Regions from separate parts of the Homo sapiens genome. Here region 2 is linked to region 1. Evidence: chromatin loops called from intact Hi-C (ENCODE). Cell type or tissue: heart right ventricle. All regions are shown on one strand. Each heading gives the region's core, and the rest is flanking DNA. Links, peaks and the distances in the headings are about the cores only.

What was found. Peaks named below come from ENCODE experiments on the same cell type or tissue, not always from the same donor. Only the 100,000 strongest peaks of a DNase experiment are listed, where the experiment ranks them.
Region 2: it touches region 1 in a loop (5-fold over the local background); 27 of 110 quality-filtered maps call a loop at or near these places.

The regions. Positions count from the first base shown.
Region 1 is chr4:119,045,211-119,048,134 of GRCh38, forward strand. The region is part of intron 4 of SYNPO2 (synaptopodin 2); the gene reads left to right. Among named protein-coding and RNA genes, the nearest start is that of SYNPO2-AS1, 62 kb to the left of the region's middle. In heart right ventricle, for the core only: no CTCF peak of the experiment used is centred there; a DNase peak (open chromatin) is centred at 1,251; H3K27ac peaks cover 2,500 bases.
Region 2 is chr4:119,125,841-119,128,764 of GRCh38, forward strand. The region is part of intron 2 of LOC102723967 (a long non-coding RNA gene); the gene reads left to right. LOC105377395 (a long non-coding RNA gene) reads right to left here and starts at 2,762. Exons shown (of 5, transcript XR_007058251.1): 1 at 2,358-2,762. In heart right ventricle, for the core only: no CTCF peak of the experiment used is centred there; no DNase peak of the experiment used is centred there; H3K4me3 peaks cover 1,145 bases; H3K27ac peaks cover 2,500 bases.

The DNA of each region.
Region 1 (2,924 bases), core at 304-2,803:
AACATGTTAGTTTTCTGTACTGATAATCATTACTCTCATAATAAATTAAGTGCTTACCATGTGCCAGGTACCAACATTTTTCTCTACAAAAACTTCCCACATGCTGGATGCAGTGGCTCACTGGAAGCAACTTGAGAGCCTGAGGTGAGAGGATGTCTTGAGCCCGGGAGGTTAAGGCTGCAATGAGCTATGATAACACCACTGCTCTCTAGCCGGGGTGATAGAGCAAGACCCTGTCTCAAAAAAACAAAAACCCAAAAAACTCCCACAAGGTCAAAAGATTGTTTATTTTAAACAAGATCAACATTCTTTGTTTATTATGAAAATTACTTGTTTCTCCATAGAAACTGACGAAGTCTGAACTTTTTATATATACTATTCACTTTTTCTACCGTGGGAATCTAAATGAATGACGTTTACTATTTAAATCTTTTGAGGAAAGAGAGAACTTCAGAAAATATTTTGAAATGTGTTTAACATTTATTTTTTATGTTTGAACCAATTAAACTAGACTTTTATGAAAATAAACTTAAATAAGGCTGTTCCTCAAGAATTATAAAAAATTAAAACAGCAATCCCAACTACTTAAATAGAACACAGTCTATATTAATACAAGTATTGTCACAGGCTCTAACTTGTAGAGTGACATACTTCTTTTTTGAGAATAAAGAAAGGTAAGAGGGTAAAAATTGCTGGTATAGTAGTTTTTTCTGTTAACAGAGTTAATGCCTTAACATACATTATTTAAATAAAATTTTATTACCTATAGCTTTACTTCTCCAACTTCCCTATACAAGCCAGTATGTGCTTGTATAGGGAAAATTACCAATTTAGGGTAATATTAGGGTAAATTACCTAATTTACATGCCTCACTTTCCTTATTTGCAAAATGGAGGCCATAAGGTTGTTGAGAGGATTAATTGAGGTAACAAATACAGTGTTTAGAACTGTAGCTAGTACATAGTAAAAGTTTTGTACATTTTAGTTATTATTATCATTGCTTCAAAGATGAAAGAGACAACAAAAGTATATGCACACATTCCTCCTTCATGTTGGTCTTCTCGACCTTAAACTGTGTATCATTACTTTTATTCTTTTATAACAGAAGGTTTAAAAAAAATCAAGAAGTGTATATTTTGGCCCACTTAGACCTAGCAGGAAGATGAGGTCAGTGGCAATGTTTCTGGCCAACCCAGCTGCCTGCATTCTGATGACAGGAGGGCAGCCGGGGTTGGCACAGCAGCCTCGGAGGCGTGCACTGCTAATGCCACTTCAAAGGCAAGTCTCCCTCCTATTTTTGTCCTGGGTCAGCAGCCTGCCTATGCAGTTGCCTCTTGAACAAAAGGTCCTGCCAGGTCTCTGACACCTTTAGGGCCACACAGTCTCTTCCCACAATAACAAAAATAATCACCATTTGTTGAGCTACATGGCATTCCATTTATAAACACAATCTTTACTCTGCCCATAATCTTGAAACTGTAGCCAGCAATACTCCCATCTTACAATTAAGGAAAATAAGACTGGGAGAAGTTGAATTGCGTGGATAACAAAAGACAAAGGCAGAACTTTCAGGTCAATGTGACATCCAAGTTTCCATTCCTTCCAATATAAGATGCTGGCCTCCATTGTCATTTACAAGCCTTACGCTTTCTCACAAACAGATTTCCTAGAAGCAGAAAGTAAAACTTTTTGTTTAAAAGTCTGTTGTTTTGGAAGAGAAAATTTAATCTAAAAGTTAATCTAAGATGACTGGTGAGTAACAGAACCAAGATGATATGCTACATACAAGACCCTATCTCTTATTTTGATGTCAGAGTATGTCCATTGCATTCATGAAACTATTTATTTTGTTTATTTATTTTTTTTTTAGATGAAGTTTCACTCTTGTTGCCCAGGCTAGAGTGCAATGGCACAATCTCAGCTCACTGCAACCTCTGCCTCCCGGGTTCCAGCGATTCTCTTGCTTTAGCTTCCCAAGCAGCTGAGATTACAGGCATGAGCCACCATGCCCGACTAATTTTGTATTTTTAGCAGAGACAGGGTTTCACCATGTTGGCCAGGCTGATCATGAACTCCTTACCTCAGATGATCCACCCACTCGACTTCCCAAAGTGCTGGGATTACAGGCGTAAGCCACTGTGCCCAGCCCATGAAACTATTTAAACAACATGTGATTACTTGGCCACTTTTCTATTCAAAAATATGGTTTATTAGTCCTGATTATGTGCCCTTCTTGGCAGACAGAATGATACTGTGTACTTCTGCTGAAAGAAATAGAAACTCTCTTCCATTTTCTAGATAAGAGAGTCCTAAAACAGAATTTCCAAAAACTCCAGTTAGTGGAGGTAAACTTAAAATCCTCTTTAAGAAGGCAAGTGTTAGGGAATGAGGAAAAGACTATTTTATTGAGACTAGAACAAAATGACCTTCAAAGTGTTTTTATCCTCTAACTTCAAGCTTGATTGTATCTAAACCACCTCAAGGGAGCGTTTGTTTTATATTTAAAGACCTTTAGGTAAAGGGATTCTATATCTCTATGCAGAAATTTTTTCCAGTGTTGAACTGTTTCTACTGTCAAGAAAATTTTCACTGAGGGCTCATTAGAGCTGGGAGGGACTCTAGGAGATTAGTTAGTAGAGGCTGCCATTTCCTAACACGTACTTGCAGTCTCATGATAAACGGTAAATCAACTTTCAGCTTGCTCTTCTTCAACCCTAACTAATTCCAATCTCTTTTATCGTTTTCTTCTTAGGTCTGATTTATTTAATCTTGCAAATGTATTTCAGGTTCTCTTTAGGGTTTATGCATAATTTTCTAAGACTTTTCTCAATTGTGAAATCAAAGCCGTTTGAAACTCTTAAACTTCCACTGACCTGAATGCAAATCATTTATTTGAACCTTAAAAATCTTCCACCTGTTTAGAA
Region 2 (2,924 bases), core at 120-2,619, 80 kb after region 1:
GGTTCTGGCTACCTTGTGAGAAGAGACTGAAGTAAGATATGCATGGAAGTAGGTCATCAGTTATTAGGTTATTGCAATAATCTAGGCAAGAGAGATGGATCAGGGTGATAACAGTAAACTTCATGAGAGCATTTCAGTTGCAAATATATTCCAGATTTGCTGACCAGATTTGATAAGGAATATAGAAAAAGAGGAAAGAACAAGAGATAACAGAGTGTAGGCAGAAAAGAGAAAAGGTTCAAAGACTGAGCCCTGCAGTATTTCAACATTAAGAGCTTGAATTGCAGAATAGGAACCATCTCAAGGCTTTAAATACAAGTGCTGAACACTCTCAAATTTATATTTGTATCCCAGACTTCTCTAAAATTCAAGTTCTAAAATCCAGTTGGTTACTTTATGTCTCCACTTGGAAACAAGTCTTGAAGCAGTACTCATATAGCAAGCAGACTATGTTCTCTTATATTGTTTTTCCATTTATTCATTTCTCAATGATGTCCCATTTAGACATCTCAAAATTAATGTTCAAATTTGAATTTCTGACATTCTCTTCAAAACTCAATCTTTTTAGAGTCTTCCAAATCTCAGAGAATAGCAACTCTGTCCTTCCCATTGCTCAGGTCCCCAAACTTGCAGTCATTCTCCCTCTCACATCCTAATATCCAATCCATCAGCAAATCCTATTGGTTCTGCCTTCCAGAATCTGACCACATCTCACCACCTACACATGCATCAGTGCACGTAGAACCAAGCCACCCTCTATCTTTCCTAGATTATCACATAGCTTTCTAAATGGTCTCCTTGCTTCTCTCCTTGTCTTACTGTGATCCATTCTCCACAAAGCAAACACAGTGGTCCTGTTAGGACAGGAAGTTGTATTGTCTTTTCTCTGTGCAAAACTCTCTCACAGCTTCCTATCTCAGGTAGAGCAAAAGCAAAGTACTATGGCTGATGGGCCTGTGCTACCTCCTAACTTCTCTCTCCCTTACATGGCTCTAGTTACACTAGCCTCTTCACTTCCTTCAAATATACCTAACTATATCCCCACCTCAAGGCCTTTGTAACTGCTCATTCTGCCTGAGATATTCTTCCCTTAATAAATCCTCATGGCTTGCTTCTGCATTTCCTTCAGGTCTTTACTTACATGCCACCTTCTAAGTGAGGCCTTCCTTGGTCATCCTATCTAAATCACAATTTCTCCCCAAACAATGCTGCCTGGCTTCTCTACTATTTTTTCTTAGTATAATACTTCTTATTCTCTAACATACAGTACACTTCACTAGTTTTTCTTGTCCAGTGCCTGTTTCTCCCACTAGAAGATAAGCTCCATTGGAATGGAAAGTTTTAAAATTGTACTTACTTTTTTTTTTTTTTGAGATGGAGTTTCGCGTTTCGCTCTTGTTGCCCAGGCTGGAGTGCAATGGCACGATCTTGGCTCACCGCAACATCCGCTTCCTGGGTTTAAGCGATTCTCCTGCCTGGGATTACAGGCATGTGCCACCACGCCCGGCTAATTTTGTACTTTTAGCAGAGGCAGGGTTTCTCTATGTTAGTCAGGCTGGTCTTAAACTCCCGATCTCAGGTGATCCGCCCCCCTCAGCCTCCCAAAGTGCTTGGATTACAGGCGTGAGCCACCGTGCCCGGCCCAAAACTGTACTTACCTCTCAACACCTAGAGCTGTCATATACCTGGTATATGACAGTTGCTTAATAAATACTTATTGAATGAATACACTGAGAAAAAGTAGAGGAGGAAAACCAGGAGTATATATTCTTTTGGACTCAAGGAATAAAATGTTTCAAGTAAAATGAAATATTGATGATGCATTTTTAACTTAAAATGTTCATGTTTATTTTGAGAGGCAATGAAGCTTTGTTTTTGGAGCATGTACACCATTTCAGTTTCAAGAGGACTAATATAAAATAACGGAGCTAAAGGTCTCAAAACCACCATCCCTTCTTGCCCTACCACTGCAGATCAGGGAATCAGGTGATAAGAATGAAGAATGGATGATTGAGCCAAGAGTGAGAGAAAAAACTAATATACATTGCATTCCTGCTATATGCCAAGCGTTATGCTGCATTATCCAACAAATATTGCCACATGCCTACCATATGCCAGAACTATTTTAAACACTGGGGTTACAAAGTGACTCCATCTACTAAAGAATAAAACATTAGAGCACTGGTTCTCTCCACTAATCAACCATCATAGCCTTGGAAGTGAACTACCCCAAATCTCGCATCGTCAGAATTATTACTGTTTTATACACCAGTGTTTGTTTCTCTTTTATCTCTAAGTATGTTCAAGTTTCTGCTTCTGAAACACACACACACATACACACACACACACAAACTCACATATGCTTGTAGAACTTGCTTTCCCTTCTAGAAATTGAACTCTCTCTCTCTCCTCAGTTCACAGCCAGTCCTTTCAAATACATAGTTGCCATTTGCCGCATGCACTTCCCATCCACTCATTCTTATCTTAAATCCCTTCTATTTGGATTCTGTTACCACCACATTACAGAAGTGTCTCTAAATTCTGCCGATGACCTACTTCTTGCCAAATCAAGTGACCTTTTCTCATGTGTCTTTCTCTGTGACTTTTGTGCAGATCTTGGCAGTGCCTAAAAATTCTCTTTTCTTTTGAACTTTGCTCTTCCGTTTCTGTTCCAGTGTCTTTCTTTTTCTTATTCATTCATTCATTTATTCAACAAACTTACTAGGCGCTGAATGTTTTACTCTCAAATTGCAGCATACTTTAATGAGAAAAAGCAGGTGGATTTGGATTCTAGCAAACTACATGGAAAACCAATGGATTAGTGGAAGTTTGGATGGTAAGCATAAAATTAGAATAAAGAGATTTATACAACTCATATTTTGTAAATGATATCAGGTTCTAATTCATCAATATATCATGTCCAT